Linked DNA regions of Homo sapiens: region 1 is linked to region 2. Evidence: chromatin loops called from intact Hi-C (ENCODE). Cell type or tissue: PC-9. All regions are shown on one strand. Region 1 overlaps APIP (APAF1 interacting protein). Region 2 overlaps ABTB2 (ankyrin repeat and BTB domain containing 2).

The links. Peaks named below come from ENCODE experiments on the same cell type or tissue, not always from the same donor. Only the 100,000 strongest peaks of a DNase experiment are listed, where the experiment ranks them.
Region 1: it touches region 2 in a loop (7-fold over the local background); 6 of 110 quality-filtered maps call a loop at or near these places.

The regions. Positions count from the first base shown.
Region 1 is chr11:34,897,108-34,902,107 of GRCh38, reverse strand. All of the region lies in intron 1 of APIP (APAF1 interacting protein), which reads left to right. Among named protein-coding and RNA genes, the nearest start is that of APIP, 17 kb to the left of the region's middle. In PC-9, CTCF peaks have their summits at 2,705 and 2,905 (motif pointing right); a DNase peak (open chromatin) is centred at 2,887.
Region 2 is chr11:34,163,305-34,168,304 of GRCh38, reverse strand. ABTB2 (ankyrin repeat and BTB domain containing 2) reads left to right here. Exons shown (of 17, transcript NM_145804.3): 6 at 313-402; 7 at 945-1,046; 8 at 2,949-3,045; 9 at 3,484-3,619. Among named protein-coding and RNA genes, the nearest start is that of NAT10, 60 kb to the right of the region's middle. In PC-9, a CTCF peak has its summit at 2,378; a DNase peak (open chromatin) is centred at 2,254; H3K27ac peaks cover 798 bases.

The DNA.
Region 1 (5,000 bases), 730 kb before region 2:
GGTATTTGAGTTAACAGGGTATAGGGATTAGGTACCACTGGATGCATTGGAACTACAGCTTCATTAATGAGGCAAAGGTCCTGAACTAGTCTCTATTCCCCACTGGGCTTCTGCACTCCTAATATTGGGGTGTTGCAGGGGCTATTAAAGGGTTTGAGGAGGCCCTGCATCTTTAGGTTATTAATAACGGCTTCTAGCCCTTTCCTAGCCTCTGGGCTCAGGGGATACTGTCTCTGGTTAGGAAAAGAAGTGAGATCCTTAAGATAGATCTGGACTGGCCTAGTGGTTATAGCTCGACCTATCCTTCCTTGAGTTGCCCACACTTGTAGTTTAATGTTAGCTTCCATCGGGGGAGACAAAGAGTTTGTCCTGGGGCTGTATGGATGCTGGCCCCCATGCAAGCTAGACTATCTCTTCCTAATAAAGGAGCAGGACTTTCAGCCATGATTTTAAAAGCATGTGTAAATAGTAGGTCCCCCCATCTGCAGGTAAGAGGTTGAGAAAAATATCAGGTTAGAATTTTTCCTGAGACACCCCTTATAGTCATACTATGGGAAGAGGGGAGGCCTGGATTAGAGGAGAAGAGAGAGACTGGCTCCAGTATCCAGAAGGAGATCTACCTTCCTTCCTTCCTTTGATTTCCAGAATCACCCAAGGTTCCTGTGCTGTAATGGCAGTCTGAGTCGCTGGAGCTAGGGGTTTGAGCCCCCGGGACCCATCAGTCTTGCTGGACCATCTGTGAGACTGGTTCTGAACCCAGTGACCTCCGTCTCTGGGGGCAGATCTGTCTCCAGTGGTCTCCGCCACAGGCTGGACAGGGTCGAGGTGGCTTTGTCTTGCTACCTGGACATTCTTTCTTAAAATGCCCTGATTTGCCACATCGATAACAGCTAGTGGATGCACCTTGGGGATTCTGGACTTTGCAAGCTTGCACCACTGCTACTAGAGCCTCTGTTGTTTTCCTGTATTTTCCTTTCCTTTTATTGGGCTTCCTCCTGATCCCTATTGTAAAAGACCGAAGTGGCTTTCTTAGGAGGTTTTCTAGGGTACTATCTGGCCCTATAGCTTGCTTTTATAGTTTCCTTTTAATATTGGGAGCTACCTGTGTAATAAACTTGTCCTTGAGAATGAGCTGTCCCTTGATTGAATCGGGATAAATAGGTATGTTTTATTAGTGCCTCTCTCAGCCTTTCCATAAAGGCTGTGGGATTCTCGTTTGGTCTTTGGTCTATCATGGACAGTTTAGAGTAATTGAGAGGTTTGGCCCTGGTTTTCCATGGGCCCTCTAATACACACCTTAAAAGTGCTTCCTTTTCCATTCATTTCCTGAGTTACTGGTGTTCCAGTCAGGGTTGTCTACCAGAACTGCTTCCTTTCCTAGTAGGAATGGAGTTTCCACTTCTTCCTCACCTTCCCTATCTCCTCTTTGTCTCCTCGGTTTGCTACAGGAGGCATGTTGCTCATCTCCATATTTTTCTGCTGCCTGCAGAACTTTCTGCTTTTCAGCTTCAGTGAGGGTCTGACGTAGCAGCAACGTAACATCCCTCTATGTGAGGTCAAATACCTGAGTTAAATTTTGGAAAATTTCTATATACCTACCTGGGTTGTCAGAAAATCGGCCTAAGTCTCCCTTTATTTGCTTAAGGTTCTGTAATGAAAGGGAACTTGAACCCTCATGGCACCATTCCCATCAAGCACTTCCTGCAGCAGTAAGAGTGAAATGGGGAGAGTAGGATATACTGGAAATGGTGGAGCTAGAGGAGCTGATGGTACAATTGGAGGGGGACTGGAAGCATTGGGACATTCAATAGCTGTCTCAGATTGCTCCTTTGGAACCTACTTTAGCTCTGGGAAAGGCCTATGGGCTTGCCTGCCATGGCTGGTAAAAGAACTGGGTCAGTTGTCCAGGACTTGTAAAGGTCTGGGTTTCACAGGGCAAAGAAAGTCTATACATAGGGGACCTCAGTCCATTTGCCCTTCTGTCTATAGAAAAGATCTAACTGTTGGATGACATTAAAATCAAGGCTCCACCAAGCAGGCCAGGTTTGTCCATCTCCAAGATGATAAGAAGGCCATGCCCTTGTGCAATAGACTATGAGGCATTTTTTCTTCAAAGTCTCAGGGTTGAAGCAGTCCCAGTGTTTTAAAATCCACTCCAGGGGACCACATGCTAAAGATGATCTGTTACCCGTTTAGAAAGAGAAGTGAGAATAAAAGTGTCCTTTTAGTCTCCTTCCTTTCTGTATATGACCCAGGGTGGAGAAGAAAACAGTGGGGGCGTCCCCCAACTATTTTCCCTCGCTAGTTCCTAGGTCCCACCTCCCTGTTAAATGTGCTGCCCATGACTGTAGGTGTGACCCTCCAAGCCATGGCACCAGAGGAACTAGACTTTTGGGCCTAGTCGCACTTCCCCAAGCAGCTCTAGTCCTCTGCTTATATTTCCCTTCAACCTCCTAGACTTCTGCGACCTGTGTACCTCCCTAAAAAAAACAGATCTCAAGAAAAACTACGTAATTGGGCAAGGCCCCTTTAATGGAGGGGGTATGCTAGATTGAACTCTATATCCTGCTATTATGGCCCATGCTAAAGCATTTACCCTTAGAAAAATGGTTCCGGTTAACTTCTGGACTTAAAATCCCCTTACTAGCTCAGTACTACCTTAATCAGAGACAGAATAGGTGCCTTAAAGGAACGTAGGAACCAAACGGCCATTTTCCTGCTGATGGGACAATATTGAGACTAAAATTTGGCCACAGAAGACATTTAACTCCTATCTGTTGAAAGCAGAATTTTCCTGTTCACAGAAGAGGCTTAGAGCCCGATTTCTAGTGGTGCAAAAGGAAGCTGCAGTGTTACCATAAAAGAAAAAAAAATGTGCCTCATGAAGATTTCTGTTTCCACTAGGTGGCACTGTTGGTTTAGAAATACTATTTGCTCGAGGCCGGGCTCAGTGGCTCACGCCTGTAATCCCAGCACTTTGGGAGGCCGAGGCAGGTGGATCACTAGGTCAGGAGATTGAGACCATCCTGGCTTGTAATCCCAGCACTTTGGGAGGCCGAGGCAGGTGGATCACTAGGTCAGGAGATTGAGACCATCCTGGCTAACACGGTGAAACCCCCATCTCTACTAAAAATACAAACAATTAGCTGGGCGCGGTGGCGGGCGCCTGTAGTCCCAGCTACTCGGGAGGCTGAGGCAGGAGAATGGCGTGAACCCGGGAGGCGGAGCTTGCAGTGAGCCGAGATCACGTCACTGCACTCCAGCCTGGGCGAAAGAGCGAGACTCTGCCTCAAAAAAAAAAAAAAAAAAAAAAAAAAAAAACCAAAGAAAGAAATACTATGTGCTCGCCAGAGTAGTAGTAGAGAGACCTGGAAATGCCATGCACTCTCCAGACCAAGGGCAGAGAGAGAGACGCTCACTCTGGGTGGGAGCGGGGAGGAGGGGGAGGAAAGGAACCCTCTGTTCCTAGAAGATTGCAACAGCATTCCTGAGCTAAACTCCTGGTTACTAAATTCCCGCACATCAGAGAGAGAGAGAGACTGTGGATAGAAAAAGAAGGAGAGTTTTGTGACAGGATAGCTGGGGATTCTCTGCCAAAACCCGAAATGGGCTGTTGGAGGCTGGGTCCGACCCAGAGGCCTTTGAATAACGCCAGGGTGTGTCCTGGCCAGAACTTTCCCAGCCTCACGCGATGGTAAGGTTTCCCCGTGAAAGGAAACTGATTCGAAACACGGCCGACACTCCCAATGACCCGTGGGTATTGAGGGGGGTTCTCCGTGTTCTCCACCAGCAAGCCTAACATCTGAGGCCTTAGAATGGCAGTCGTGATAAGCATATTTTTAACCAGCTGAAGGATGCCTGTTGATTGATTTGATTTGATTTTAAAATAGAGGCCAAGAGCCCCTCAGAATGATAGAACAGATTTTAAGCTTGCTCCTATACTCACCATCCGATGAATGTTGTACCTCGGATTCTTGGCCAACACACCAAAATGATATGGCTCTGATAACTGAAGGAACACCAGGGCCCTTTGTCTCGCACCAATTTAGATAAATAACATGGACACACGTGGAGTGGTTTTAAGGAATGGAGAGTTTAATAAGAAAGAAGAAAGAAGCTCCCCTGTACAGAGATGGAGGGTGGCTCCAAGCAGAGAGAGAAAACCCCAAGTGGAGCGGGAAAACAGTCGGTTCTATTAGGAGGCTGGAGGAGGTGGTGTCTGATTTTCATAGGGCCCAGGGGATTGGTTTGACCAGGTATGTCACTCAGGTAGCCCACGAAAAAAACTAGCCTTCCCACCCTAGCCTTTTAATATTCAAATACAGGCCACCATGATGTTCTGCACACGTGAAGATATCTGGGGTGGCCATGATGCTTGACACACATGGTGACAAGAAGAGGGTGGGAATCACCATATTGGATGGACCCGGTTTCTAATGGCTGGCATTTGCACATCAAAGCTTGCTATCCTGGCCCTTTAAGCTGCTTTTCTGCTAGAAAAGAAATGTTTTTGGAGCTGCATTATTAAAAGAAAAAAAAAAACCTTACTAAGCTGCATTATTAAAAGAAAACAAAACCTTACCAACCTTACCCTCTCTGTCTAAAATAATTTCTTAATAACTCCTATAATAGTTTTGCTATTTTAATTCAAGAATTTTCAGCTCTTTAAAATGAAAAGGAAACTGACATTGTGTCAGATTTCATGCTGACTGCATTATGTCCATTGTATCTCATTTTAATCCTCACAGCATTTTCATTGTGTGGATAAGTAAACTGACACCCAAAGTCATGTAGGCAATAAATCCAGTAATGTGGATTAGACTTTTAAGTCAGCTAACTCCAAGTCTAAGTTGAATCAGAACTTTTAGAAATTTCTAGATTCTCAAGTTTTTAATTTTATATTTTGAAGTTTACTCCATCAGTCATCATTTGTAATACTTAAAATGAGTAAGTAGAACATTAGCACTAAATCTGGGGAAAAACACCACAATTTCAAGTAT
Region 2 (5,000 bases):
GCACAGAGAGGGCAAATGACATGTATAAAGTTTACAGCTCCCCATGGCAGAGGAGACCTTGGCACCGAGCCTGGCTGCACGGCCTGTGCTGGGCCCTGCTCCAGTGTCCTGCAGTGCTCATGGCAGTGCCCCCACTCACCTTCCCCATGCCCTGTGCCCAGCAGCCCAGGAAGCACAGAGCCTGGGGGACCACAGGATGCTCGGCTGGGGTGGCGGGGTGCCCGATCTGTGGTTTCTGGGGCAGAGGCCTGTGGGCACATGGTGTTGTGTTCTGTTTGCAAACAGTTTAGCACGTGCATTTGATTTGCTCAGGGTATGACGCCACTGATGTACGCCTGCGCTGCTGGGGACGAAGCGATGGTCCAGATGTTGATTGATGCTGGGGCAAACTTGGACATCCAGGTGAGGAAGCCCCACAGAGCTGCACCCAGGCCCTAGGCCAGCAGGGATCACTCCGAGGGCTCCAACAAACACGCTGGGCGTGATGTTTTGGGCAACTGAGTAGATGTGTGTCAAAAGACCGGAAAGACAAGATGCACAGAGGCCACTGTTAGCCAGGGAAGTCTCCTCAAGATTTGGGCTTTCTGTCTGAAAAGGAGTGGACTGAGGCGGGAGTGAGTGGAGAGATGGGCTGTGATTCTGTTTTCATGATATCTTCCTCCTTTTACCAGCCTAATCTCCAGCCATTCCTTCCATCCCCAAATACTTCTAGCTCTGCCTCCCTCTGAAGCATAAAGCACTCCCCATCTGCCCTCTTTTGCCCAGGGCAGACATTGCTAATTAAATACCTATCCTCTCTTTTTGAGCCTTGTCCACTTTGTGCTCCAGGCAAACATTATCAATCGAATGTAGAAAGCACTTGTTAACTCTGGTTCACCATCCCTGCAGGGTACTCCCTTCGCTCGGGTGCCCAGAAAACACAGATGATTTGTGGTATTTTCCAGGTTCCAAGCAACTCCCCCAGGCACCCTTCCATCCACCCCGACAGCCGGCACTGGACCTCACTGACATTCGCTGTGCTGCATGGACACATCTCTGTGGTCCAGGTGAGCTCCTGCCAGGTGAACACCATGCCCCCCAGCTTACCAGGTGACCTGGGCCCCAAGCACAGCCCCAGCCTCAGCTGAGTGGGCAGGTGCCCTGAATCAGAGATCCCAAAGGCACTGCTTGAGGCCAGCTCACCTGATCGATAGAGCAGCAGCCCACCTGAGTTGCCTCAAGGAAAGGGGTTAGTGCAAGGACAAATGGAATTTTAGGAAACAAGACCCAGGTCCAGGCAGCACTAGGGTCCTGTCATGCCCTCCCGGCATCTCTCTCTCTCTCGTGTCGGGCACACTGGGGGCTGTCCCAGTCCCACTCAGCTTTCTCGCCTACAGCCGCCTTTCCGACCCTTCCCTTTTCTCCTCCCTCGTGAATTCTACTACAGGGCCAACTCTATATCATGGGGTCTGTGCAATTCTGTCCCCTCCTTAGTTCCTGAGAGAGGTTTCGGATTGGCATGGCTCACCCGTCGAGCCAAGCCACAGGTTGCCCACCTCAGCTCAGGTAGCTGTGCTGGCGTGGGGACAGTGGTGGTTCTAGAAGCAGAAGCTGTGGGCAGAGCAGCTCCCCATGCCAGCAGGGGCTCCAGCCACGTGCACTTACTCCCAGGTCCTCAGATCGCTGGCATGCGCAGGGTTTCATGGCACCCCTTCCAGGGAGTTAGCGTGACACCCTCGCTCCCCACTAGGTTGCAAGACCTCTGAGGGCAGGGATTGTGTCTGGCTGATTCACAGCCCTAGCCTATCACAAGGACTCAGCGAGTGGCTGTTACCCACTGGCCACCACATCCTGCCGCCTTTGCCTTATAAGAACCGGAGCAAAATCCCAACCTCAGTTCAGACTGGGCCTGCAGGGCTGTGCCCTGAGCTTGCCTGGATCCGTGCCTAGTTTTGCCCCAGTGAGCAGGCCCCCGCCTCCACGGCCTTGGCACTGGTACAGGGAGTGACTGATTTCTGACTGCTGCATCTCCAGTGATGTCTGTCCTCCATGCCACAGTCCATGGGACTGAGAGGTCAGCCTGAACTCCACTCCTGGTATCCAGGGGAAGGGCGGTTGGGCTCCCCTAGACTGCCATGCATGCTTGGAGGAAGCTTTGGTCTTCAGGAGCCTGGGAGGGCTGGAAGGTTGCTCCCTCCAGAGCAGCTGGTCAGGGAAGGTGGAAAGGGAGCTGAAAGTCACCAGTTGGAGTAATGCAGGCCCCACCCCTGCCCCAAGGCAGAGCCAGGACCGGCTCATCTGGAACTGCCTGGTATCTGTTAACCCTGCCCCGTCTGTCCCCTGTCAAAGCCCGCCCTTGCTAGCATGGGGAGAGGCCCTCTGCTGTCCTAGACTGGGACTTCCTGCTTCAGCCCCACCACCTGCCTTCCTGGGGTACCTGCTGTACCTCTCCGACAAGAAGCCTAAGGGAAGCAAGCCCCTCTTCCCATTCTGTGAATGAGGAAGACTGAGGCTCTGGGAGTTGAAGTACCTGCTCGGGGTTACTCATTGGCCAGTGGCCAGCACTGACACCCTGCTCCTTCTGACTCCAACACGTGCTGCCACCCAGAGCCATGGTTTACCATAGATTGCGGGCAACATTTTCTGTGCTGCTCATCCACATGTGTTCTCAGAAAGGTGGCTGCAGTCAGTTCATGGGAAAGCATTTGAAAGACGGAAAAAGCTCAGAGGTCCTCACAGCTTAGGGGCTTGGTCTTGGACCACAATAATGGAGTTGAAGATTCTAGAAACTTTGAGCCCTGAGGATAACCTGGAGTTCTAAAGTTCCAGTTCCTCAGCTGCTGGGGTGAACTGTGTCTTGGTCACATGCCTGGAGAGAAGCAAAGGCCCTGTCCCCGAAAGCACCCTGGCCCTTCCCAGGTGCTCCCTGCCACGCTGAGCAGTGCCCTCCTCCTCTGTGCCCCTGGCAGTTGCTGCTGGATGCTGGTGCCCATGTCGAGGGCTCGGCAGTGAACGGCGGCGAGGACAGCTATGCGGAGACGCCCCTGCAGCTGGCCTCTGCGGCAGGTAGGCACCTGCTACCCGGAGGCTCTGTCTACCCTTCCCTGCAGTGCCCCCCAGCCTGGCCAGGCATGTAGCTGGACGTGCAGGGGTCTCTTTAGCACACACGGACCCCATGCAGGGGCCTTAAAACCCCTTCTCTGGACCACTGGGGGCTTCCCCTGGCCCCACCCATCAGTTTCTGTTGGGCTCAGCATCTGGCAGGACCCAGCAGGGCAGGGAGGCCCTTCCCTCTGGAGACCCAGGGAGGGGGAGCAGGGGCAGGGCACGGCCAGCCTTCTTCCTCTCCCTTCACTTCGTCCACCAAATGCAGATGAGTGTGGGGTTTACTGACTTATTCCAGCACTCAGAGCTGCGAGAATCCTGCTCTCCCTTCCCTTTCGCCTCAGCTGCCCTGGCGGCTACTGTCTCAGTGTCCTCCGTGCTGCCCACCTTCTCTTTCAGGGAACTATGAGCTGGTCAGTTTGTTGCTGAGCCGAGGCGCCGACCCCCTCCTCAGCATGCTGGAGGCCCACGGCATGGGCTCCTCCCTCCACGAGGACATGAACTGCTTCAGCCACTCAGCTGCCCACGGCCACAGGTACCTGCCCGGGATTCCCACCCTGTGTGACATGAGGGCACTGAACTAAGCTCACAGGAGCCTCAGTTTCCCCGATGGGAGCAAAAGAGCTAGGCCCGGAGACCTTTCCCAAAACAGGGGGCCTGTGTGCTAGTAAACCAGAAACATGGGGGAGTTTAGCCTGCACAGGGCCCAGAGATGGGGGAGGCCCCACAGCTGATTCCTGGCAGACCTGGGACTGGAGCCTGGGCCTCCCGACGCCCAGGGCAGACCGTCCCATTTCCCAGTGAGATGCCACTCTGCAGCTGCCAGAGCCCACTCAGGACCACATTGCTTCCCATGCCTGCTGGTGGTCCTCCAGTGCCCAAGTGGCCTTGGACGTCCAAATAGCATACGGCTCAGCTGTGCAGAGGCTTCTGGTGCAAAATTGCACCCTGCCCCAGGTGCAGATGGTAGAGCTTGCTTTGTGGGGACCAGGCCTGCCCAGGGGTGTGGCGGGACAGCAGCAGGCTGAAGTCAGGGACAGCACGGAGGGGCAAAGGGAGACCAGACAAGGGCTTATTACAGGGCAGAAACGGGGCTGGAAAAGCGGGGCTGGATAAGCAGGGCTGGCAGGCAGGACACTTACTTCCAGTTCCCCGACACCATTCTTGCCACCAGCCTCATGTTCTGGCTGGGGTCCCCTCCCCTAGAATGCTTTTCTCTCCAGCTGTCTCCAGCCCACCCCCACATTCACCCACCCCAGCCACCCTCACCCTCCAGGCGCCATCTTTCACATCACCACCTCTAGGCCGCTCCACCCCACCCAGTGCCTGCATCCCCCATGGAGGCCTCTTCACCCTGCGTGGAGACTGCCTGCCTGCTCATCTGCCTGTCACTCTGAGCACAGGACCCTTGGGACAGTCACCGTGGCTAGTTCACCTTCACATGCCAGCGCCTGGCCCAAACAAGGTGCTCTGTAAACTGCCTGAACTAGCAAGTCCACACGTGAGGAGGAGCCCTTGGGAGGGACCTTGGGTCCTTGGAAGGGCACCTCCAGGCCATGGGCTTGGCAGGTAGGAGGAGGATCTGCGGGGTAGCCGTGGAGCAGGTCAGCCCCCAGGAACCTTGCAGCACCACCCATGCTGCATCCATCCCAGAGCCCCAGGCCACAGGAGGTGACAGAATGAGCCTGGGTCTTGGAGCCAGAAGTCCTGGGTCTGTACCCCCACCTGGAGTGGCCTTGAGCAAGATGGATCCATCGCCTATGACGGTGATGTGTCTGGGCTCTCACGAGGCTAAAAGCAGCAGCACGGGGGAGCGTCCTCTGTGGGGTCTAACATTCTGTGTCTTCATTCATAAATATGAATACATTCTACATGACATCCGTCTTCAGTTCATCCTTATCAACATGAAGGGACCA